Linked DNA regions of Homo sapiens: all the other regions are linked to region 3. Evidence: chromatin loops called from intact Hi-C (ENCODE). Cell type or tissue: PC-9. All regions are shown on one strand.

Region 1 (8,000 bases), 160 kb after region 3:
TTGGGAATCCATCTAAGGTTTGGAAAGTTGGGTCGTCTCTTGAAGCTCCAAGAGTCCAGTTGAAATGGGTGTCATCCTGGAAGGCCACCAGGAGGAGGCAGCCTGGGAGGGAGACAGAACAGGAGTGAGCAGGGAGAGAAGAGAAACAGGAGATTTCCCCCTATTAAGCCTACAGACCCCTCACCAGGGTCAAGAGCCAGTGGGGTGGGGCTGGCAGAGCCACTACCGTTCCTATTTGAGTGAGCAGGGAGAGAGGAGAAACGAAGATTCCCCCTTTTAAGTCTACAGACCCCTCACCAGGGTCAAGATCCACTGGGGTGGGGCTAGCCTTTATTTTCAGTTCTTGCCTGTCAGACCTTCCAGGAGACCCAGGGTTTGAGGGACCCCAAGCTTGGCCCATCTTGAGGCAATCCTCCCTCTCCTGGACAGAGCAGCTCTAAGCTCTGGCCCCCTCCAGTGCATCCAGGTGCTAGACACTTCCAAATTCAAGAAGTCATTATTGAGCACCTATTATGTACTGTGCAGATTCAGCTTTTTTGCTTTGTTTCTATTTCCTGGGACCCTTGACTCCACCTACCCAGGGCCAGTGGTTACTTCCTTTTTGTCTCAAAATAGGAAGACCAGTGACTCTGCTTTATTGAGGACATGGTACCAGGCACTAGGCTGGGCTTTGTTTATTTCTTGTCCCCCTTAATCTTTCCTACTCTGTGCACCAGGTGCTGATCTTTTCACATGATGAAACTGAGGACCAGATAAGTAATTTGTCCAAAGTCACATGGCAAATTGGGCTAGGATTCAACCCCATGTCCGTCCGACCCCAGTGCTGACCTCCTTGTACCTTTCACAGAAGCACAGAGCTCAGGGCTCTTCCCACAGGCTATTTCACAGATAAGGAAACTGAGGCCTAAAAAGGAAAGTGACTCACCCAACGTTATCTGATGAAATAGACATCTATCCAGGGCCTTTACCTGGCAAAAATAGAAAATTACTGATCATAATTAAGTTCCCCTTCTCTCACATCCTCTTCTCTCTAAACAGTATTTTATTCCCCATTTGGGGTGGCTGGGTTCTGCAGTCTGGCCAGGCTCTCCTCCCTGATTTCTTGGCAACCGCCTTTAGCTGTGCTTTTGTCCCAGCTGTGCACTCCACCTGGTTGCCTTCTTGGCTCTAAAGACTTGGATTCAGCCTCACCCCAGCCCCCACCAAGAGCTTAATTGACATTCGCCTCACCCCTCTCTGACTGACCTATTTGCCTATTATCTGTTCCCTGAAAGATAATCAGCCCCACATGGTCCATTGCTGGTTTCTCTGATGGATTGTTTCTGATTTGCACGTTATCTCTACAACTCCAGCCGACTGTGAGCTCCATGAGGGCAGTGCCTGGATGCAAAACTATACTGTACACTGCCAGGGCAGGAGGCCCCAGGGAGCATCTGACCCAATCCCCTCCTCAGCAGAGGAGGAGGCGGTTTAAGCTTCATTTGTCTAATGACAACAGCTACTCGAATTTGCAATCACGCTTTAACAGTTTACAAAGCAGCGTTCACACCCATCAACTCGACTCATGCTAATTCAACCAGCCTATCCTGCGAGCCAGCCCGGCAGCCAGGGAACGCCATTTTTCAGACGGGGAAATTGGGGCCCAAAGAGGGGCCACTTGCCCAAAGACATGTGGAAGGTTTGGGGTTTTTTGTTTGTTTTTGGTGCAGCTGGAGTGAGGCTTCAGTGACCTGTCTTGTCTAGGTCTCTTTCAATCAGAGTTGATTGACAAACATTAGTTGGGCACCTCCTGCATACCAGGCACTGAGGAGGCAGGGACGCAGCTGTGGACCTGCCAGACAAGGCCCTGCTCTCTGGGAGCCTATATTCTGCTGCAGAGAGACCTATATAGGGACAAGCTAATAACGATAATGGTAAGTGCGAGAAAGATAATGACCAGGGTGATGGGGCAGTGATTGACGGAGGGCAGGGGGCTGCTCTGGCCAGGGGAATCAGGGAAGGCCTCTTAGGCAACATGGCAGCTAAAAGCTGGACAGCGAGGAGTCTACCATGCCAACATGTGGGAAGAGAGCTCCAGGTGGAAGAAACTGCAGAGGCAAAGGCCCTGAGGTGGGAACACACTGGGTACCCTCTGGGAATAGGAGCTGAAGTACGGCAATCAACTGGAGCGTGGAGGAGGTTACATCAGGGAGGGAGAATATGGATTGTAGTTTAACCTCAATGGGGGAGTCATGGAGGATTATAAGTTGAGACTGGATAGATTGGAGGTAGAGGAAATAGCATGAACTTGGCTGAGCAGGGCCTGGGGGACCCCATGTGTTAACCCATGCCACCATCCTCCCGGTCTGTGGGGCTGGGCTGGCCTCTAGAGCCCCTAGATGGAGACACCAGGGGCTCTCTTAACTTGCTTCCCTTAACTTGACTCCCTTAACTCCCTAGCCCTCCCTTAACTTACTGTGTGACCTTGGGCAGGGTACTCACCGTCTCTGGGCCCCACTTGCCACAAATGCCAAATGAGGGCATTGGCCAAGGTGGTTTCTCTGAGGCCACTTTCAGCCCTCTCTTTGTCGTGGATTCAGTGGGGGCAACAGGACCTTGGTGAGGATCTCAGCCATACCAGAGGATGCCAATGAGCTCTAGGCTCCCTTTGCTTTCCCTGAGGCTCCTTCTTCCTGAGGGGAAAGGTAGTGGGGCTCTTGAAGGGGGGAAACATGTTACACTGAGTGGCAGAGCCCAGAGAAAACATAGAATAGACATCCCCTCTCGGTGTACCCAAGTCTCTGACTCCCATCCCAGTGGCTTTGCTGACTGATGCAGGATTGATGGGGTCACATGGCCATTTGTGGGTCAAACCATCCCTACAGCCAGTGCCAGGCCAGGGGGAATTTCTTTTTTTTTACTATATATATTTTTTATTATGCTTTAAGTTCTAGGATACATGTGCACAACGTGCAGGTTTGTTACATATGTATACATGTGCCATGCTGGTGTGCTGCACCCATTAACTCGTCATTTACATTAGGTATTTCTCCTAATGCTATCCCTCCCCACTGCCCCCACCCCACAACAGGCCCTGACGTGTGATGTTCCCCACCTGTGTCCAAGTGTTCTCATTGTTCCATTCCCACCTATGAGTGAGAACATGCGGTGTTTGGTTTTCTGCCCTTGTGATAGTTTGCTCAGAATGATGGTTTCCAGCTTCATCCATGGCCCTATAAAGGACATGAACTCATCCTTTTTTAAGGCTGCATAGTATTCCATGGTGTTTATGTGCCACATTTTCTTAATCCAGTCTATCATTGATGGACATTTGGGTTGGTTCCAAGTCTTTGCTATTGTGAATAGGGCCTCAATAAACATATGTGTGCATGTGTCTTTATAGCAGCACGATTTATAATCCTTTGGGTATATACCCAGTAATGGGATCGCTGGGTCAAATGGTATTTCTAGTTCTAGATCCTTGAGGAATCGCCACACTGTCTTCCACAATGGTTGAACTAGTTTTCAGTCCCACCAACGGTGTAAAAGTGTTCCTATTTCTCCACATCCTCTCCAGCATCTGTTGTTTCCTGACTTTTTAATGATCACCATTCTAACTGGTATAGATGGTATCTCATTGTGGTTTTGATTTGCATTTCTCTGATGGCCAGTGATGATGAGCATTTTTTCCTGTGTCTATTGGCTGCATAAATGTACAGAGACATGGCTCAAATTCTAGTTCTGTCACCAGTTGGCTGTGTGACCTCAGACAGGGCTCTTCCCCTTTCTGGGCCTGAGTTGAGAGCCCCAGATCTACCCTCATGAAGCTCATGAACCAGCACTGTCCAATAGAAATATGATCTAAGCCCCACATATAATTAAACCATTTCTAGTAGGCATATTTAAAAAAAAGAAAAAGAAATAGATGGAGTTAATTTTAATATATTTATTAACCCAATATATCCAAAATATTATCATTTCAGCATGTAATGAATGAACCATTTTACATTCTTTTTTCACACGAAGCCTTTGCAATGTAGCATGCATTTTATATTTCAGCATAGCTCAACTTGCACTAGCTACATTTCAAGTATTCAATAGACACGTGTGGCTGGTGGCTAGTGGCTACCATTATTGGATAGCACAGATATAGACACTGACGGCAATAGTTATCCTAAGGAACTCAAAGTGCTGTTTAATAGAGGTTGTCCAAACCTTCTGCGGGCACAGAGGAGGGAGTCACTACTTCTGCTTAGAGAAGGGGAGAAAGCTTCCTGGAGGAGGTTACATTTAAAAGATAAAAAAATGCCTTGATAGCTAATCCTCTTTCTTCCCACTTTCAAGAAATCTTTTCTTTCTACCTTATGATAAAAGAAACACATACTTATTGTTAAAAATAAAGAAGATATAGAAGAGATAAGAAAGAAAACAAAAACCACCTCTAATCTCCACAGCCTGAGAGCCACTACTAATATTTTGATCTGTTTCCATCCAGGTACTTTTTTTTTAAGGCACAAGTATTTTGCATGTAACTATAATCTTGCTGTCTGTATGGTGCTGTGTCCTATTTTTTCCCACCCAGCACCATGGAGTGAGCATTCCCTTGGGTTGTTAAAAACCCTCTGGAAACATCATTGCTAACCACTGCATACTATTCCAGGGGGGTGATGGGCCGTGAAACCAGAAACTCTCCTGCTTTCCCACTTCTCCTGGAGGTACCTGCGAACCCAGCTCCACTTTGGATGCCCCTCTGAGCACAGAGGCTGCAGGGAGAATGGAGAGAAGCAACCAGGAGGGGAGAGTTCCCTGAAAGCCACCCTTTGCTTGACTCCTCACTGTCAGCCCTGGGTCTTTGTGACTCAGAGCTGGAGGAGGCTGGGCTGGGCTGCAGCTCCAATTAGCCAGTCTCTTGACTGCCACCTGGTGGTCCTGGAAGTGAATTCACCCTCTAGGAGAACCATCAGGGAGGTGGCCAGAGGCAAGAGGTGCAGGGGTCCTGGGTTTCCACTTTTGACCCCTGGCCCTGCACCCCACTTCATGACCAGCCTTCTGGGGAAGGGGTCATCTGAGTTTTCATTCTGGAGAAGGGCTTCCCTCCTGCTGTCATTCTAAAGGGTCGTAGCTTGGGGAGAGGACTGCCTGGGTGCAAATCCAGCACCACCTCTTATAAGCACGGAGTCCTCAGGCCAGTCTACTTTTCTGTCTCAGTCTCCTGATCTGTAACATGGACTAATAATAGTGCCTATCCCCTAGAGCTGTGAGGCTGAAATGAGATAATCCATGTGGACAAGCACGGGGCCTTGTCCACAGTACATGTTCAGTGTTTTAAATTATTTAATGTCAGAGGGAAATTAAGTGCAAAGTACAAGGATGAATCTTATTAAATCTCATCCTGTTTCTCTGGTTCTCTGCTCTTAACCCTTAAGCCCCTTTGTTGGAGCCACTTTCCTGCTCACAAGTCTTGAATGCCCCCCTACTCCCCCCTGCAATAAATATAAACTCCCTAGCCTGGCATTTGAGGCCCTTCAAGGACGGGACCCAGCCCACCTTCCCAGTCTTGTCTCACTGTTCACCTCCAGGTACCCTCTGCCCCAGCCAAACCATTGTCCTCAGGTCTCCAGGAACTCCTCCATTTTCTCACCTCCACTCTTTCCTCATGCTCAGCTTCACGCTAGACCACATTTCTCCCCATCCTGTCTTCCAGAATTCTGCTTATCCTCCAAAGACCTCATCACAGACCAGCTCCTCAGGAATCCTTCCATAGACCCATGCCCCTTCTGGAAACCTCCCCAGCCTGCTGATGACACACACCTCAATTTCCTTCATCCTATGTTCTTGCAAAGTAGCCTTGAGGAGCAGAAAGAGTGTGGCCTTTGGAGTTAGGGAAGGGATGTGTTAGAATCATGCATGATCTTGAGCAGGGAGAATACTCAACCTCGTTAAGCCTCAGTTTTTTTCTCTCTTTTTTTTTATTTTAGAGATAGGTCTCACTCTGTTGCATAAGCTGGAGTACAGAGGCGTGATCATAGCTCATTGCAGCCTCAAACTTCAGGGCTCAAGCGATCCTCCCACCTCAGCCTCCAAAAATGCTGGAATTACAGGCATGAGCCACTGCACCCAGCCCTCAAATTTCCTTATTTGTCAAGTGGACCAGATCCTTATAGGTTCGTGATGAGCATAGCATGCAACGACAAACAGAAAATACCTGGCATTAGAGAATACCTGTGAAATGTCAATTTCCTTTCCCTGCGAGTTCATGCCCCATCCATACGTGAAGCTGCCCTAGGGCAGACTACATTCTGTTCACCCCTGAATCCAAGTCCAGCAAAGGGCCTGACACATGGGCACTGACTAATTGCTTGCTAGAATGAATGGAAACTTCTCTCCCACCAGTACAAAGAACCTTCTTGGCATAGGAAATAAGTGGTAAAATGCTACCCAGTAGCTGTGAGCCATGTAGCTCCCAGTAGCTCCATTACCACGTGGAGCCAAAGACTCACTTCCTCCTGGGAGCTGGGAGGGCCTGGCTTGTCTAGCTTGTAGGTGAGGCTCCTGGTGGGTGGGTGGGTGTCTAGCTTCAGTGGGTAGCCTGTTTCCACAGTCTGTTCCCACCCATCATCTGCTTTAATCCTTGCAACAACCTTGTGAGCCTGGCAGCCCTTTCACTTTACAGTGGAGGAAACTGCAGGCAGGAGAGGAAGTGACTTAGCTAAGGTCGCTCAACAGACTCCTGAATGCTGGGCTGGGAGCCAGGTCTCCCAATTCCCCAGATTAAGGCCTTTCCGAAGCTTGTAGCTATGATATGGTTGCAAAGGCACTGGATTTAATGTCAGGAGAAACGAGTTGAAATCCCAACTCAGCCCTTTACTTTCTGTGTGGCTTTGGGTGGTTGTGTAACTTCTTGAACCTCAGTTTCCTTGTGGCCAGGGGCCCTGTTGGAAGATGAAAGAAGCCAGGAGATGGGAAACACCTCTGTCAACTGTGGAGTGCCGTATCCAGGTAAAAGGTTGTTATGTTGTTACGGTTGTATACTGAGACTGATATGGGATACTTTGATCTTTGCGCCCCACAGGAGCACACAGAATTTTATGGCTATTCCCCTGGCCGACCGTTTCCCAATCTGCGTCTCTCCTGGAGTTTGATAATGCTGTTTTGATGGGTTCCTGGTAACAGAGGTGCAGCAGGGTGGGGGAGCTGGGCGAGTGAGCTGGGTGTGGAGGCTCTGAAGGCCAGGACAGCTGTCCCCTATCCGGGTACAATCACAGAAAAGATCCAGACTAGGCTGGGCACTGGGGTTGGGGACACATACAGAAGGGTAAGGCACAGGTCCCATTTTTTAAGGACCCTGGACGTGAGAAGAAAAAAGTCATGGAACTGGGTGTGGGTGTAGCTAAGCTCTCTGGAAAGGTTTTAGCTGATTCACATTTAAAGAGGACCAGGCAAAGAAGACGTTCTGGAAGTGTTTGCCAAATGGACGCGTGGATGGATGGATGGATGGTTGGTTGGTTGGACAGACAGAGAGGAGAGGACATGATGATAAGCAGGCAGGCTTCTAGGAGGTAGTGACATGTGAGCCATGATGATTCTCTGGATTGCAAGAAATTGACTAAGGAGTTTTTGGAAGGACACATAAGGCAATCAAAACCCAGGAATCTCTACTTTGTGATCAGGACTTATTGGAACCCAGCAAAAGCCTTAGGGGGCCTGAATAGGACTTGTAGTTATTGAGAATCAAAGGCATCTGTAGCTACTGAGATAATGATAATAATAACAATTACTGGCTGGGCGTGGTGGCTCACACCTGTAATCCCAGCACTTTGGGAGGCCAAGGTGGGAGGATCACTTGAGGCCGGGAGTTCAAAATGAGCCTGGGCAACATAGCAAGATCCTGTCTCTACAAAAATAAAAATAAAAAAATTAGTGGGGCGTGGTAGTGCACACCTGTAGTTCTAGCTACTTGGGAGGGTGAGGTGAGAGAATCCCTTGAGCCCAGGAGGTTGAGGCTGCAGTGAGTTATGATT
Region 2 (8,000 bases), 110 kb after region 3:
GTGAGTCATTTGTAGAACAACAGTGAGAACATGGCTTGAGATGGTAGAAATTGAGACTGACAGCTGGGAACCACAAGACGGGAGGTTTCTGAGCACCTTTGAGCCACCATTTTGGTTTGGTTTGGGGACATTTCTGCTATCTCCATGGGCTGAAAGCTTCCTGGCTGCCTGTCTCACTCCTGGGGTGGCCACAGAGGGTCCAGTGTCTCTGGGGTGCCCCCTAAGGAGCCCACAGAACACTCAGGCCCAGGATTTGGGGTCCTTACAGCGGCCTGGAACCCCAGGGGATCACGAATCTAAGTGTCTTGGGCCTGTGTAAGGGTGAAGCTAAGGTTGAGTTGCAGGCTCTAAGGCCTTCCTGTCTTTTGGTGAACGAAGACTCATCCCTGCAATCCCAGCACCCTCCCGGCTTGAGGCAGAGGTTTGGGGAAGGCCCTTTCACCACATCTGGAGCTCATTACGCCGAGAAGCTGGAGAGGCGGAGGATATAAATGGGTCCAGCAAGGGTTTAGATAAATACTGGGATGATAGATCCACACCAGGTTATTGAGAGAAAGTGAAAGGATGTCCAAAGAAGATCCTTAACCTTGTCAAGCTCCCCGACAAACTGTCCCCAGGGGGCCCGTCCACTCAGCAGCCTCATCTCCTGCCTCTCCCCCACAGGCAGCCTGGGCACAGCCAAAGGAAAAGGCCCCTCCCACTCCGCACTCCACGCTTGTGCCTGTGCTGGTCTCTGCACCTAGCCAGCCCTTGCCTTCCCTTCCGACTCGGCTCATGGGAGCCTTCCCTGACCACCCAGACTGGGCTTGGTGCCTGCGCTTCCTCCATCAGGGCAGGGGACCGACTGACTTTGGATATCCACCAAAGCCACCTGACTGGACCATGACAGCCCAGTGCAGGACCCAGTGCCTCGTGATCATGTGACAAGAGGAGCCATCATTTAAGTGTCCAGCACGGGCCAGGATGTGTGCCGAGCATTTGATGTGCAGTGACTCATTTAATCCACATAACAATCTGGTAAGGGACCCCCATTTTACAGATGAGGCACCTGAAGGTCAGAGAGTGAAAGCAACTTGCCCAGGGTCACACAGCCAAGATTTGGGAAAACTGGCCTGTAAATCCAGGGTTGCCCAACTCTGGAGCTCACACTCTTTCTTCCATACCACAATGCCTAAACCAGTAGTGGGTGAAAAAGACTGTTGACTGGAAGAACAGATGGGAAACAAAATATCAGCCTGGGCCAGGTGTAGTGGTTCATGCCTGTAGTCCCAGCACTTTGGGAGGCCAAGACAGGAGGATCACTTGAGCCCAGGAGTTCAAGAGCAGCCTGGGCAACATAGTGAGATCCTGTCTCCAAAAAAAAAAAACATAGCCCAGCATGATGGCATGCACCTGTAGTCCTAGCTAATCAGGAGGCTGAGGCAGGAAGATTGCTTGAGCCCAGTAATCTGACGCTGCAGCAAGTCATGACTATACCACTGCACTCCAGCCGGGGCGACAGAGCAAGACTCCAATTCAAAACATATGTGTGTGTGCATGTGTGTGTGTGTACGTGTAAGTATAAATATATACTTTATAAATATTAAAATACATGAAAATAATATTAAAATATTAAAAATGTATTTACATGCACATATTTTTATATACAAATATATAGATCAGCCTGGATCCAACTCTGCTCAGGCCTTCTTCAGAGGCTCTTACTAAAAAGCAGGTTTTAATTCCCTTGTATGTCCTGACTACGTGGTAATTTTATATTTTATTTTATTATTTTATTTTATTTTTGTATTATTTTATTTTATTATTTTATTATTATATTTTATTATTATTCTTTCTTTGAGGCAGGGTCTCACTCTGTAACCCAGGCTGGAGTGCAATGGTGCAACCTCAACCTCCTGGGCTCAAGCCATCCTCCCACCTCAGCTTCCCAAGTAACTGGGATAACAGGTGCACACCACCATGCCCAGCTAATTTTTGTATTTTTGTAGAGATGGGTTTTCGCCGTGTTTCCCAGACTGGTCTTGAACTCCTGGGCTCAAGGAATCTGCTTGCCTTGGCCCCCCAAAGTGCTGGGATTATGGGCGTGAGCCCACCCCACCTAGTAATTTTAGAGTGTTGCACACTTTTCTGCCTACACAAGGAATAAAAACAATCATAAATAACACCTGTGAAGTAGGTCAGACATTTCCAAGAACACTCATCATGTTTAAGTTTCACAATAACCCTGCATGGTTTCACTGGACAGATGAAGAAACTGAGGCTGGGAGTGGAGAAATGACCAACCCAAGGCCACACGGAACTAGTGAACGCCCAAATCCAAAGCCTGTGACTGGTGTCACTGTGCACAGGGTGGAACTCCAGACCGAAGCCTGATTTTTAAAGAAGACAGCCCCCAACTTGGGGTATTCTCATCTCTATGATGGGGACAATGGCCCTAATTCATTCTCCGCTTCCCAGGACCCTCATGGAGAAAGCTGGTGGCCTTCATGACAAAGGAGGCAGCCCTGCAGCGAGGCAACTCCAGAAGGAGCTGACATCATTCCCGCCTTTCTGTGTGGCAGGTGATCCTCCCAGCCCACTGTCTTTGATCTTGTACATCCCCATTTCCTACCTGAGGATGGCACAGCTTGCAGGGGCTAAGCATCCTAAAGAAAGCCACATAGTGGGTATACGGCAGAACCAGGACTTGAACCCAGGGTCAGCTCGCATCTCTCAAGGCAGAGGCTGTGAAAGCTTCTGGAAAGGCGTAAAGGTAGGGAAGGTGAGCCCTGACCAGCAGGCTGAGGACAGAGCTCCCCACTCAGGCTCTGTTGAGACTTGGAAGACAAGGTAAAGACATACAACAGATGTCAGCTCAGCAGTGGCCAAAATGCTGACTTGGGCTTGGGCCTTGGGGCTCAGATCTGCCTGTTCCCAGAACAGCAGAGATAACAGGGATCCTGTTACAGCACCGGGACACTTCTGGGCAGGTGAGCACACCTCTGTGCTCCTGCCACCTGGCGCCCCATCAGTCCTGCGTGCAGGAAGCAGATGGGCGTGGGTGGCAGGTGAGCGCTCCCATCTGTCCTGGCAGCCTCCAGGCTCACTCGCTGTGTGACCTCTGCTAGGTCCCATCCCCTCTCTGTTCTTCAGAGCATCCCCCTCCACCAAATGAAGGGCTTGGACTGACCAGTGTTCTTCAAACTTCAGTAGCCCTTGAACTACTGTTAGGACTTTGGCTATTTCCACACAACCACTTGAACTCCACTTTACTTTTAAATTGGCTCACCTATTTTCATGGAAATAAATTCATCAGTAAAGGAAAAAATCAGGCTACTGCTGGAACTAGAAGAGAGCCAGCACCAATTCTGAGAATCAGAGGTAGTCTGGGGAGATGCTTAAGAGCATGGGCTCTGGGGCCTGCTGCCTGGATTCCTAGTCCTTGCTCTGACACTCTGGAGGTGTGACCCAGGCAGGTTACTCAACCTCTCTGTGTATCAGCTTACTCATCTGGAAGGTGGATAATAGCACCTGTCTCATAAAGTCGTAATGGGGATGAAATATTTGTAATATTTGCAAAGCACTTAGAAAGTGCCATTTGTATGTTTGTTAAATAAAAATATATAAGCTAAACTATTCATGATGAAAACAAGATGATGTCCTGGCATTCCAGCTCCCTAGCAGGTTCTGAGCTTGAAGTCTGCTTTTCCCAATTGAAAAGGGAGATTAGGGGCTGTCAGAGAGGTGTTAGAGACATGCTGGCAGGAAACAGAGACTTTCTCCATGAGTAATCAGCAGGCACGGAGGAGAAGGGAAGGGGAACTTTCTTACTGTGTGATTCAGCGTTATTTAATGCCATTTCCGTGTTCCCCTGGAGCCTGCTCCGTCTGACACTCATGTAAACACAGGACTAAAGCACATCAGAAGTCTGGCTCTGGTGACCCAGGACTCCAGAAAGAGAAGAGAGCAAAGCTCTGATGCCACAGAAGGGTCCGGGCCTCAGCACCCATCCCAGCCCATCTCTCCTGCTCCCCCTGCCCCTTGCCTGCTGAAAATCCTTCTACTGCCCCAGCCACTACCTTCCCTGGATTGTAGGGCTGCCCCAATATAAACTACCCCACTGCCTTTCTTTTCATAGAGAGGTGGCCCATGGGAGAAGTTGAGATAAGGATTCTGGACTTTAAATTCCACATCTGACACTTGCTTGCTGTGTGACCTTGGGCAAGTCACATCCCTGCTCTGGTCTGTTTCCTCATCTGCCAAGTAAGAATATAACTGCCTTCTTCAGGGGGCCTTGGGGGCTTATTAATGAGATAATGCAGGTTAAGGTCTTTGCACAGCTCTGAGTGCACAGCTGGCACTCAATGAATGACAGTTGTTACTATAAATAAATTCAAAATTTGAGAAGAAAGTCCTTTGTCAAACCACACGTCTTGATTAGGGTAACTTCATGTATCCCCTCCTCATCCCCATCCTTTTGTCCGTATGTCTTTCTAGGTGTTCCATGAGGGCAGGGACCAGCTGACTCATCTCAGTATCTTCAGCCCCCAGTATAGGGTCTGGAACCCAATGGAGGTCCAGCTGAGTGAGTGAATGAATGAACGAATGAATGAATGAATGGCTCCGGTAGACATAAGCCACCCTGTGGACGGGGAGGAGACAGCATCCTTCCCCTCTCCATCCTGGGCCCAATACCTTCACCTTCCTTTCCCCTTCCCTCAAAGAGGAGCCAGGAGGGACAGCTCCCCTGGCAATGGGAGCTGATGTCACATAGGATCTGTGACACAAGACAACCAAGAAACACCTGTTGTCACCCACAGAACCAAACACCTTGGTCTGAATCCTTCAATTCACTTCCAGGTTTCTGGTGGATCTTTATCATGTGCCCAGACCTGGGTGAGGCAGTGTTGGGGGTAGAGAGTTCTAGAAGAAATGCACATCCCAGTCCCTGCCCTGCATTCCTCTTTTTTTCCAGGGCACCAACATGCTGGCCAAAAGCAAAGCCAGAAAGTAAAAAGGAGGCTGGGTGTGGTGGCTCACACCCTAATCCCAGTACTTTGGGAAGCCAAGGTGGGCAGATCGCTTGAGGTCAGGAGTTCGAGACCAGCCTGGCCAACCTGGTGAAACCCTGCCTCTATTAAAAATACAAAAATGAGCTAGGCGTGGTGGCACCTGCCTGTAGTCCCAGCTACTAGGGAGGCTGAGGCATGAGGATCACTTGAACCCAGGAGGCGGAGGTTGCAGTGAGGCGAGATCCCACCACTGCACTCCAGCCTGGGCAACAGAGTGAAACTCCATCTCAAAAGAAAAAAAAAAAGCCACAAAGTAAAAAGGAAAGAATGGGACAGGCGCCGATGACCAGCAGCTCACAGACAAGAGGGCCCATGACGTGTAGCCTACCTTGTTGGTTTTCATAAAATGCGATACATTCTACTAGGTTGGTGCAAAAGTAATTCTGGTTTTTGCCATTACTTTCAAAGGCAAAAACCACAATTACTTTTGCACCAACCTAATATTATTTCTAGAAAGAATTGGAGGAAACTTTATAATTAAAATAAATTATATAATTTATTTTATTTTAATATCATATATGTGTGTGTTTATGTATGTACATATATCTCAGGACATTAGAATCAAATTTTTGTAAAAAGAGGACCCAGAGCTGGGCGCAGTGGCTCACGCCTGTAATCTCAGCACTTTGGGAGGCCGAGGTGGGCAGATCATGAGGTCAGGAGTTCGAGACCAGCCTGACCAACATGGTGAAACCCTGTCTCTACTAAAAATACAAAAATTAGCTGGGCATGATGGTGTGCACCTGTAATCCCAGCTACTCAGGAGGCTGAGGCAGGAGAATGGTGTGAACCTGGGAGGTGGAGCTTGCAGTGAGCTGAGATCACGCCACTGCACTCCAGCCTGGGCGACAGAGCAAGACTCCATCTCAAAAAAAAGAAAAAAAAAAAAAGGACCCAGAAAGCCCCCTTGAGGTAAGGGAAAGATCATTCTTCCATGAACCTAATTAGGAAACAACGTTTGCTCTGAGCTTCCCAGCAGCCAAAGTGAGACAGGAAGCAAGTTGGCAGGGTATGATGAAGGAATATTAAGAATAACAGCCAAACTTACTGAGTGCTTACTCTGTGGCAGGCATTAAGAGCTTCACGTGTGGAAACACATTGAATGTTCACAGTAACCCAGTGAAATTGATAAGATTACTTGCTCCATTTTACAGATGGGGAAACTAAGGCCAGAGAGGATTAAATAACTTGCACAAGTGGTAGCAGGAAGTTGAGCCAGGATGTGAACTAGGAAATTCAGTTCTAGAGTCATACTCGTTCTCAGCTACCATGCTATCCTGCCAGGCCCTTAAATGTGGTTCTTTACTGGCTTCACACAGCTCCACCACAGTGTGTTATTATCTTCAGGTGCTGAATGAAGTAACTGAGGCACAGAGAGGTGAAGTGACTTGCCCAAAGTCACACAGCTCATCAGTGGCTGAGTGGGGCCACCCAACTTCATTGTCCTTTTCCCCAGGCAGACCGGCTCCGCTCTACAGCACGATGGGTTCTAGAGCTCAAGCCACCAACAAATGGGTTCATTCCAGGTGAGGAGACAGGTCGCACCTGAGTCCCCAAACAGCAGAGGAACCCCGACGGCTCGCTTGCCTGCTCTCCTGCAGGCCGCCCCTGCTGGCAGAGGTCCCTGATGACTGGGGGTCTGGCAATGCCAGCTCACAGACCACATGCCACCCCAAGGTGTTTGCTTTGCTCAGCTGGGTGGGTGAGTCATCTCAGAGCCCCCCTCCCTTGCCTGTGGCTGTGCAAGGGCTTTGGCAGCTGGGATTTGAGGAATCTCAAGCCCCTCTCGATTTGCTCTACCAGGATGACAAAGAATCTCTGGAACAGCCTAGTTGGTCTGGCATCAACAGACCTTGATTTTGAGTCGGGCCTTGGGCAAGCCACTTCACCACCTGGGGGCAATGTCAAGGATTAAGTAATATAACTCCGTAAAAGCACTTATCAGAGTGCTTTGGCACAGAAAAAGGGCTTAATAAATTTCAGCCATTATTAATACAAGTAACCTTGCCTGGGCTATCTGTGGCCCACAGCTGCTGTGACCACAGTGAACAGAGGACGTGAGCCCGCCTTGCTTGGGCCCTCAGTCCGGTGACTGAACCCTGAGCAGAAGGCAGTTCTCCCTGTTTGCCTGGGTTTCTGGTAAGCAGCAGCTGATGCAGAACCCGAGTTTGGCTGTGTGATCTGGGGCCAGCCAATCTCCCTCTCTGGGCCTCAGTTTCCCCCTCTATAAAAGAAGAGGCTTGGACTGAGGGACTCTCCTGCTCTCACCACCTGTCACTTCTTCCTTTATTTCATCTGACTTTAAAACACTCCCTAGGAGGGAGGCAGGGCTGGTCCTAACCCCCTTCCAGGAATGGGGAAAGCAAGGCTAACCTAAGAGATTTGCACCCCCGGGGGGTCACAGGTCAGGAGGGTGCAGAGGGAAGTGTGTGGATGTGGCCTCAGAGCGGGGTCTGAATCCCAGCTCCCCTACACCCTCGTGGGAAGGTCATGAAGAAAACACACTTCACACCTTTGTGACCTGACTTCTGCATCCTGAAAGGTGGAGGTGAGGCCTCCCGTGCAGAAGGAGGTCAGGATTTAGAGATGTGTATTGGAGGGCCTAACATGGTCCATGGTCCACGGTCCACAGTAGGTGGTCGATCATGGAAGTTTTGTTATTCTTTGCAAAAGGCTAATTTCACCATCTCATCTCCCCCCTGCAGAACACACTGCAGTGACTTCCTGTTGCTCCAAGTGTGAAGACACACAGGGTGGGGCTCAAGGAGGAGCCCACAGGCCTCCCTGGCCTCACCCTGCCCCACTCTTCATGGAGCTCTCAGTTCCAGCCACTCTGGTTCCTTTTGACCACCAATAACTCACACTCCTACTGGATCTTTGCCCAAGATGTTCCCCAGCTTGGTGCACCCTCCCTTCCCTTTTAGCCAGGTCAACTCCCGCTCATCTTTC
Region 3 (8,000 bases):
ACAAGGAGCAGGGGACGTGGGGAAATGACACGGAAATAACCTGGGTCCCTGAGTCTCTGAGTGGATCAGAGTCACCACGCTGACGTGGACTGCTCACCTCTGGATTCTCCCATGAGAGAGAAATACATTCCACTCCTTTAAGTCACCTAATGTTGGATCTTTTTGTTACAGCAGCTTAACTTTTACCTTCAATAATATGCACTCAACAAATGGGAGCAATTGTTATTAATACCACTACAATGAAGAGGTAGCACTTACTCTCCCAGGTGGACCGATCACATGAAAAGCCTTTGAAAAGAAGAAATCACTCCATAGATGTGAAGGAGTCTTTTGTGAGGACTGCAGGACCCTCCCTGGCACAGCGCGATGGGGCACTCCCCTGGCCCACGTCGGAAGCACTTACCTGCCTGGTTGGTGGTGATGTTCACAGAGGCGAACTGAGGCGAGAAGGGGCTCTGGTCAGTAACGCCGTTCACAGCCTGGATCTCGAAGGTGTACTGGGTGTGGGCCAGCAGGTCACTGATGTAAATGCGTGGCTCGGTCAGGCCTAGCTGGCGTGGTGCGTACTGTACATTGTCCCCGCAGCGGGTGCAGGCACCCCGGCCCGAGCCACAGCTCTTGCAGATGATGTTGTAGACGAGGTCCTCTCGGCCTCCGGAGTCGCGGGGAGGGGTCCACTCCAGCATGAGGGAGGTCTCATTGACACTGGAAATCACAGCCTGGGGCGCGGAGGGGATGGCTGGGGCGGGGGAGAGGTGTTGGTCAGTGGGGGGCTCAGGGGGTACTATTCCCCATGTGACCACTCTGTGCCCGCTGCTCTGGCTCAGCCCCTCTGAAAGGACTTCCTTAAATTCTTTGTCCTGTCTCCCCACCAGAGAAATGTTTCTAGAATACAAGTTAGCCTGCTGTACATCTGCCCAAACCTTTCTCTCCTCCCAGCTTACAAACTGCTCAGTGTTTGTTACTGAGGATAGTATTTTTGCGTTTGGAATTATACCTGCCCAGTATCTATTTTCTCCTTCTTCCTTAGAACAGCCCAGCTTTATTCATGGTGGCAATATGTCCAGCTAAAAGATGGCATTTCCCAGCCTCCTGTGTTTAAGTGCTTGCCACTGATATAGAGCAGAAGTTGTTGACTAGGGCTGTTTCTTTAAAAAGAGACAGACAGCTATGGCGTGTCCCTTTGTCCTTTCCCTGCTTCTGCTGCCTAAAATGTGGGTGATGGCTGGGACTTCAGCAGCTATGCTGGACTATGAAGTGACGTTAAGAACAGAAACAACAGTGGCTAACACCTGTAATCCCAGCACTTTGGGAGGCCGAGGCAGGCGGATCACCTGAGGTCAGGAGTTCAAGACCAGCCTGGCCAACATAGGAAACCCCGTCTCTACTAAAAATACAAAAAATTAGCCGGGCATGATGGCGGATGCCTGTAATCCCAGTTACTCGGGAGGCTGAGGTGGGAGAACCACTTGAACCCGGGAGGTGGAAGTTGCCATGAGCTGAGATCATGATGCCATTGCATTCCAGAGCCTGGGCGACAGAGTGAAACTCCATCTCAAAAAAAAAAAAAAAAAAAAAAAAGAACAGAAACTAGGTTGGGCGTGGTGGCTCATGCCTGTAATCCAGCACTTTGGGAGGATGCGGGAAGATTCCTTGAGCCCGGGAGTTCAAATCTAGCCTTGGCAACATAGCGAGACCCTGTCTCTACAAAAAATTAGAAAAATTAGCTGGGTGTGGTGGTGCACGCCTGTAATCCCAGGTATTCAGGAGGCTGAGGGCAGAAGGCTGAGGGCACCTGAGCCCAGGAGGTTGAGGCTGCAGTGAGCTAGGATTATGCCATTCTGAATGGCAGAAAGAGCCAGGCCCCAAAGGCCATCGTGGATTGCCCATACTGTCCCAGGACTGTCTACCTTGGGCTCCTTTTGGGTGAGAGAATAAATCCGTACAGTTTCAGCCATAGGGCTCAGCTCTGTTACTTACAGCTGAATGCCATCCCTGACAGATACAGGGGTTGTGACGCTGCGTTCTCAGGCAGTGCCTTCCTAGAGGACCTTGGGCTGTGATTCAGGCAGCTGCTGCCAGGTTAGAACACTGGGCAGCCTTTTCTGCCACATATACTACCTGTGTTGCTTCATCTCCTGCCAAGCCTCCCATCCCCTGTCCCTTTGTGAATCCAGACCTTGACTTTATCTTCCATGTGACTCAGCAGAAGGGGGTAAGGAGCCAGATGCCAGCACTGTGGTGTCTGCAAGGTGGGAGCATGGCCACCCCAGGATGCCCCTTTCTTGAGCACTTTTCCATTTCTCTTCCCACCAGGGAAAGACTGGCTGTAACCGGACGGCACCCAATCCTCACTCTGAGCTTTTCTGCAGGTAGACCTGGGACTCGGCCAGCCATCGCCCTTGAGGGGCCCTAGGACTTACTTGTGCAGGGCATGTCCAGGGGGTCCAGGTCTGCTCTGTAGTAGCCATTGCGGCAGACACAGTTGGTGGCCCCTTCAGAAGTGGTCCGGCTGTTGATGGGACAGTGGGTACAGGCCTCATCCCCTTGGTTGGCCTTGAAAGTCCCAGATGGACAACCTGAGAGAGAAGACAAGGAGAGTCACCAGGAAACTGGATGAAGACTCAGAGAGGTCACGAGCCACGCAGCCTCACGGAGGGGCCACACAGCCTCGCGGAGGGGCCATGCAGCACCACTGCTGGAAAATCTCATCTCTTGAAGGGTTTGAAGTCTCCAGGCCCCAACGTGGGAGTTCTAATTCTGTCAGGGCTCCCTAGTTTCTTGTCCGTGAGCTGTCTAGGGCTCCCAGCAATCTTCCCTCACCTATCCCAGCTTGGCTGTGTCATGGTCTCTAGAATCAATCCTGACCTAGTTAGGAGGCACATCTGAAGATGTCTGGGGCAGTGTGCATGGGTCCTGGTCTTGCTTAATAATGTCTGGCTGGGCCCTGATTCTTAGAACTAGATCCTTGGGTTACAGACAATTAAGATGATTATACGGCAGAAGAAAAGTCCTAGGGCAGTGTAGAGAGGTGATGTGGTAGAATAGAGGAGGACACTACTTTTGGAATAAGACCGACCTGGCTTTGAGTACTGGCTAGGCCTTTTACTAGCTGTGCAGCCCCAGACAAGCTGCTTAACTACTCAGACTCAGTTTTCTTATTTGTAAAATTAGGATTCTAAGGCCCATCTCTGCAGGGTCATTGTGAGTATTCTGCTTAAGCGTAAGGCCCATGGCACAAGGCCTTGCACAGTATAGGTGCCCAATGAATATGTGATCAATTTATTAAAATATTAATAAAAGGCGGGCCTGCAGTACCAGGGCCAGCCTAAGGAGGGCACTGCTTGCACTCGGCCCTCATTTGGCTTCTCCCATGGGCTGTGGCCATCATCCCTGATATGGAGTCCACCCCCACTGTAGCTCTGAGTATGAGGTTAGGGCCTATAAGAGGCAACTGCCTTGTGTGCACACATATTCAAATCCACCTTCCTCTTCTTGCTGGCCCTGGGCTGAGAATCAGGAGGCTGAGGGTCTAGGCCCTGCCCCTCTCCCAGCTTCAGCCTGCTGGGTTCATGAACCCAGCTCTGCTATGATACCTGGAAGAGATTGTGCAATGGGTAAGTGGGTGGACAGGAAACAGCTTTGCAACAAACATTTCATCTCCTTGGGATGAAATGCAGCTAAACCATCCACAGGCCCCCAGGCCCTCACCGGGAGTACATTTTATGCCTGGGTGCTGTGGGTTCTTCAGCAAGTGACTCAGCTTCTCTGGACATTAGTTTCTGTGTATGTAAACAATTAACATAAATTTCCCTAGTTCATTTTTTCCAGCTCTAGTCTTCAAGGCTTATCTTCCCAGTCCAAGTCTTAGCAAACCACCCTCCCTCAACCCTCAACCAGCTCTGGCCTCAGAGACCCTGCCTTTCTTGGGGCCCAGAACATTGCTTGGGTTCAGAGTGCTTTACTTACCCACCAAAATTATTTTTCTGGGGGTCTCCTGGCCATGCTCTCAACTCCCCCAGGATCAGAGCCATGTCTGACTCACAGCTGCTTGTCCTGTGCCTAGCTTAGAATCTGCACCCAGCAAGTGCTCTGTAAATACTTCTTTTGTTGTTGTTATTAATTTTATTTTTATTTTTGTAGAGATGGGGGGTCTCACTATGTTGCTCAGGCTGGTCTTGAACTCCTGGGCTCAAGCAGTCCTCCTGCCTCAGCCTCCCAGAGTGCTGGGATTACAAGCAAAAGCCACCACACCTGGCCCATAAATACATCTTGGAGCTGCCTCCTTAAGTGGAATGAGCATGGGCTTTGGAGGCCATGCAAGCAGGAGGGCAGTGAACATAGTGGTTAGTGTGCAGGCTGCTGGCAAACCCAGACCCACCTGTGTGAGCAGTGTGGCCTCGGGGAAGTCACTTAAACTGTTTCCTTATCTGTAAAATGGGACAACAGTATCTACCTCCTAGAGTTGTTGTCAGTTTATATTGCTTAACTTATGTAAAAACACTTGTAACAGTTCCTGGCAGTACTAAGCCATCTGGTTCAAAAGCAATTTGCTGAGAGACCTTAGACAAGTTATTTGACCTCTCTGAGCTACATTGTTCTCATTGGTAAGAGCATCTACCACATAAAGTAATCATGAGGATTACTGCACTGGGTCTGGGTCCCCTGAGTCGTCCTGCCCTCCCTCTCGCCTTCCTCTTGGGCACCGACCTTTCCCTGATGGCTGGATGAAGGGGCAGCCTCACCATCTTGGCACTGCCCAGAGCTTCTGGGCAGTCAGGACATGCAGGCTGCAGCCCCAGCTCTGGTCGAGCAGTCGGCCTCTCTGAACGGGTTTCCTCCTCTGCAGAATGGGGGCACAAGGCTTCCAGGAAGGTCTAGAACCATCCTTAGAGATGCCAAAGGGTTTTGGCCCCAAGATCAGGCTCCTCCTGCTCCCTCTCTGGAGACAGCCTGCCCAGCTCAGCATCCCTCCTCCATCTGCGGGGCATTCCCGGGGGGGCCGCCAGTGGGTGGCTGCTCTCTCTCCCCTCTGTGCGGTGCCAGCCTCTCCATCTGGACTGCCTTTCTGGCTGCCCTCTCCCCCTTGCAGTGTCCTGGCTCCCTCTCAGACTCCCCAGGCTGCCCCTGCCCTAAGCCGCCCTTCATTTGCTCTGTTGCCTGGCCAGGTTCGACCCCCACCACCGGGCACTGTATCATTTCTGTATCTATGGCACTGCTTCATGAAACTCACTCTTCTCTGCCCTGGGAAGTGGCATCACTCTCCACCCTGTCCCCCCACAGCCAATCAATTACTAGGTCTTCCCTCCTCAGCAGTCTCTGGTCTGGTCTTGGCCGCTCCCCCCGCTGCCAGCATCTAGAAAGCTCTTTCCACCCACTCCTCAGCCTCTCACGCCATCTGGCCTCCTCCCACCCACCCACTCTCCAAACTAGCTCTCTGGAGTGCAGACCTTTCCAAGTCTTAAAAATCCACAATGGCACATACGTTGGAATACTATTCGGCCATAAAAAGGAACGAAGCATTGACACATGCTACGGTACAGGTGAACCCTGGACACATCGTGCTCAGTGAAAGAAGCCAGCCATGAAAGCAGGATTCCATTTATATGAAACAGGCCCAGCACAGGCACATCGAAAGAGACAGAAAGTCGATGCGTGGTTGCCAATGGCTGGGGATAGGGGAGCAGGGGGAGGAGGTGCTAATGGGGAACAGGGCTTCTTTTTGGGGTGATGAGTATGTTCTAAAATTGATTGTGGTGATGGTTGCACAATTCTGTGAATACACTAGAAACCACTGATTTGTATAATTTGTTTTTCTTTTTTGAGATGGAGTCTCGCTCTGTCACCCAGGCTGGAGTGCAGTGGCACAATCTCGGCTCACTGCAGCCTCCATCTCCCGGGTTCAAGCGATTCTCCTGCCTCAGCCTCCCGAGTAGCTGGGACTACAGGCGCGTGCCACCATGCCTGGCTAATTTGTATTTTTAGTAGACACGGGGTTTCACCATGTTGGCCAGGCTGGTCACGAACTCCTGACCTCAAGTGATCCACCCGCCTTGGCTCCCAAAGTGCTGGGATTACAGACATGAGCCACTGAGCCCAGCCTTATTTGTACAATTTAAATAGGCAAATTGTCTGGTATGTGAATTTTATCTCAATGAAGCCACTATCTTAAAATGTCCACATCAGCTCCCCAAGCAGACATGGGAAGCCCAAACTCTGCAGGGCCCCTGGGCCCCAGGGGGCTGGTACTTGCCCACCACTCCTACCTCAGTGTCTGGTGCTCTCTCACACTCACCTAGGTACAATACCCCCCCCCCCACCAGGCCCACCCCACACCCCTGGCTTTTGTCCATCTGCCCTCATTGCTTAGAATGCCTTCCCTTCACCATCAGGCAAACTCCTAGACCCCTTTAAGACATCATCTCTTCTAGGAAGTCTTCCCTGAGCCCCCTGGCAGGGTCTATTTTATTTATTTATTGAGACGGAGTCTCGCTGTGTTGACCAGGCTGGAGTGCAGTGGCATGATCTTGGCTCATTGCAACCTCTGCCTCCCAGGTTCAAGTGATTCTCCTGCCTCCGCCTCCCAAGTAGCTGGGATTACAGGCATGCACCACCACGCCGGGCTAATTTTTTTGTATACAGTGCCTATTTTAATTACTTGCTTATGAATGTGTCTACCTGGCTGGACTGTAAACTCCCAGTATAATGCTGGGTTTCTAGTGGGTGATGGGTGGATGAATGAGGGGCTGGAAGGGGATCGAGCCCCACCCCCTTAGTTGACATTTGAGGAAACTGAGGCCCAGAGAGGAACAGACAGACATAGCTCTTCAGTAGCAGAGGCCAATTCTGATCCCAAGTCTACTGTGTGACTGTGGGGTGCACTGGGGCCTCAGCTCCCATCAGCTACCTCTGAGAGGTCTGGGTGGCCACTGCCCACAGTGCCCGGGGGGCCACACCACTCCCAACTTCTGGGTGGGAAGGGAACCTGTCCTGCTGGCACCTGCATGTCACGTGCAGAAGTGGGAAGAAGACAATGAGACCTGAAACACAGGAAGGCAGTTGTACCTCTGACGGGCGTGTGGGCTTGGGAAGGCCTCCTCCCCTTTGAAACTCAGTCTCCTCATCTGGAAAGGGGGCTGATGATCCCTGCATGGAATAATGACAGAGAGAGCCATCGAATGGGTCTCTGCTCCACTGTGGCCTCTCTGCCAATCTTCCACAGTCCCTGGAGTGATCTGTTTAAAATGAATCAGACCTGCGGCATCTTGTCTAAACTCCCTCGTGCACCATTTATCCCCACTGCACTTAGAATAGACCCACATGCCTAGCCTGGCTACAAGGCCTGTGAGGTTGGTCCTGATGGTCTCCTGGACGCTTCCCCCTCCTCCTCTCACTCACTGCGCTCCTGCCTGTGGTCATCGAATGCGCTCTCACCTCCAGGCCTTTGGCCAAGCTGTTCCCTCTGCCCGGAAGGCTTTCCCTGCTCTTCCCGTCGCTGGCTCCTTTTCCTCCTTCAGACCCCAGCTTAAATGCCACCTCCTCCGAGAGGCCCACCCTGACCACCCTGGCTAAAGCAATTGTCTCTTGCTGTGTTCTGTCTCAGTCTCAGTTTCCTTTACTGACCCTCATCACAATTTGTAATTATATTAGAAAACGGTTTGTAAACTTGTGTGTTGTGTTTTTTCATGCACTGAAAGTACCTGGAAAGGGGAGGAGGAGCCGGGTCTGTCTGGCTTTCATTGTTTCTCCAGCCCCTAGCAGAGCCGCGGGCCGGTCGTAGGCACTTGATGTGTACAGGTTGATTGAATCAATGTGCCTCTTACAAGGTACCATCACAATCAGATAAGAAGGTGGGTGAGAAAATATTTAGCTGAGTCTGTGCCTGTCTGGGTACCACCAGAGTCATCCCGATCTTGCCAGCCCATCATCAGGCTCACATTCCTCTCTGCCTCCCATTTGTTCTCCCCATGGTCTTCCCAGGGACCTGTTGAACAGGGTAC

The links. Hi-C counts contacts between places; a loop is a spot of excess contacts. Peaks named below come from ENCODE experiments on the same cell type or tissue, not always from the same donor. Only the 100,000 strongest peaks of a DNase experiment are listed, where the experiment ranks them.
Region 1: a loop joins it to region 3, with 13 times the contacts of the local background. A loop is called at or near these places in 31 of 110 quality-filtered maps.
Region 2: a loop joins it to region 3, with 6 times the contacts of the local background. A loop is called at or near these places in 3 of 110 quality-filtered maps.

Annotation. Positions count from the first base shown.
Region 1 is chr1:22,701,530-22,709,529 of GRCh38, reverse strand. No RefSeq gene overlaps it. Among named protein-coding and RNA genes, the nearest start is that of EPHB2, 5.3 kb to the left of the region's middle. RefSeq lists a silencer at 1-4. In PC-9, CTCF peaks have their summits at 211, 4,726 and 4,926 (motif pointing left); a DNase peak (open chromatin) is centred at 4,869.
Region 2 is chr1:22,746,319-22,754,318 of GRCh38, reverse strand. The region is part of intron 1 of EPHB2 (EPH receptor B2); the gene reads right to left. Among named protein-coding and RNA genes, the nearest start is that of MIR4684, 31 kb to the right of the region's middle. RefSeq lists enhancers at 1-55, 3,756-3,805. In PC-9, no CTCF peak of the experiment used is centred here; DNase peaks (open chromatin) are centred at 3,578, 3,798 and 6,758; H3K27ac peaks cover 4,665 bases.
Region 3 is chr1:22,857,616-22,865,615 of GRCh38, reverse strand. It overlaps EPHB2 (EPH receptor B2), which reads right to left. Exons shown (of 16, transcript NM_017449.5): 4 at 2,424-2,579; 5 at 404-739. It overlaps MIR4253 (microRNA 4253), which reads left to right and starts at 2,390; the gene lies at 2,390-2,457. RefSeq lists a silencer at 246-591. In PC-9, CTCF peaks have their summits at 3,120 and 3,321; a DNase peak (open chromatin) is centred at 3,585; H3K27ac peaks cover 1,603 bases.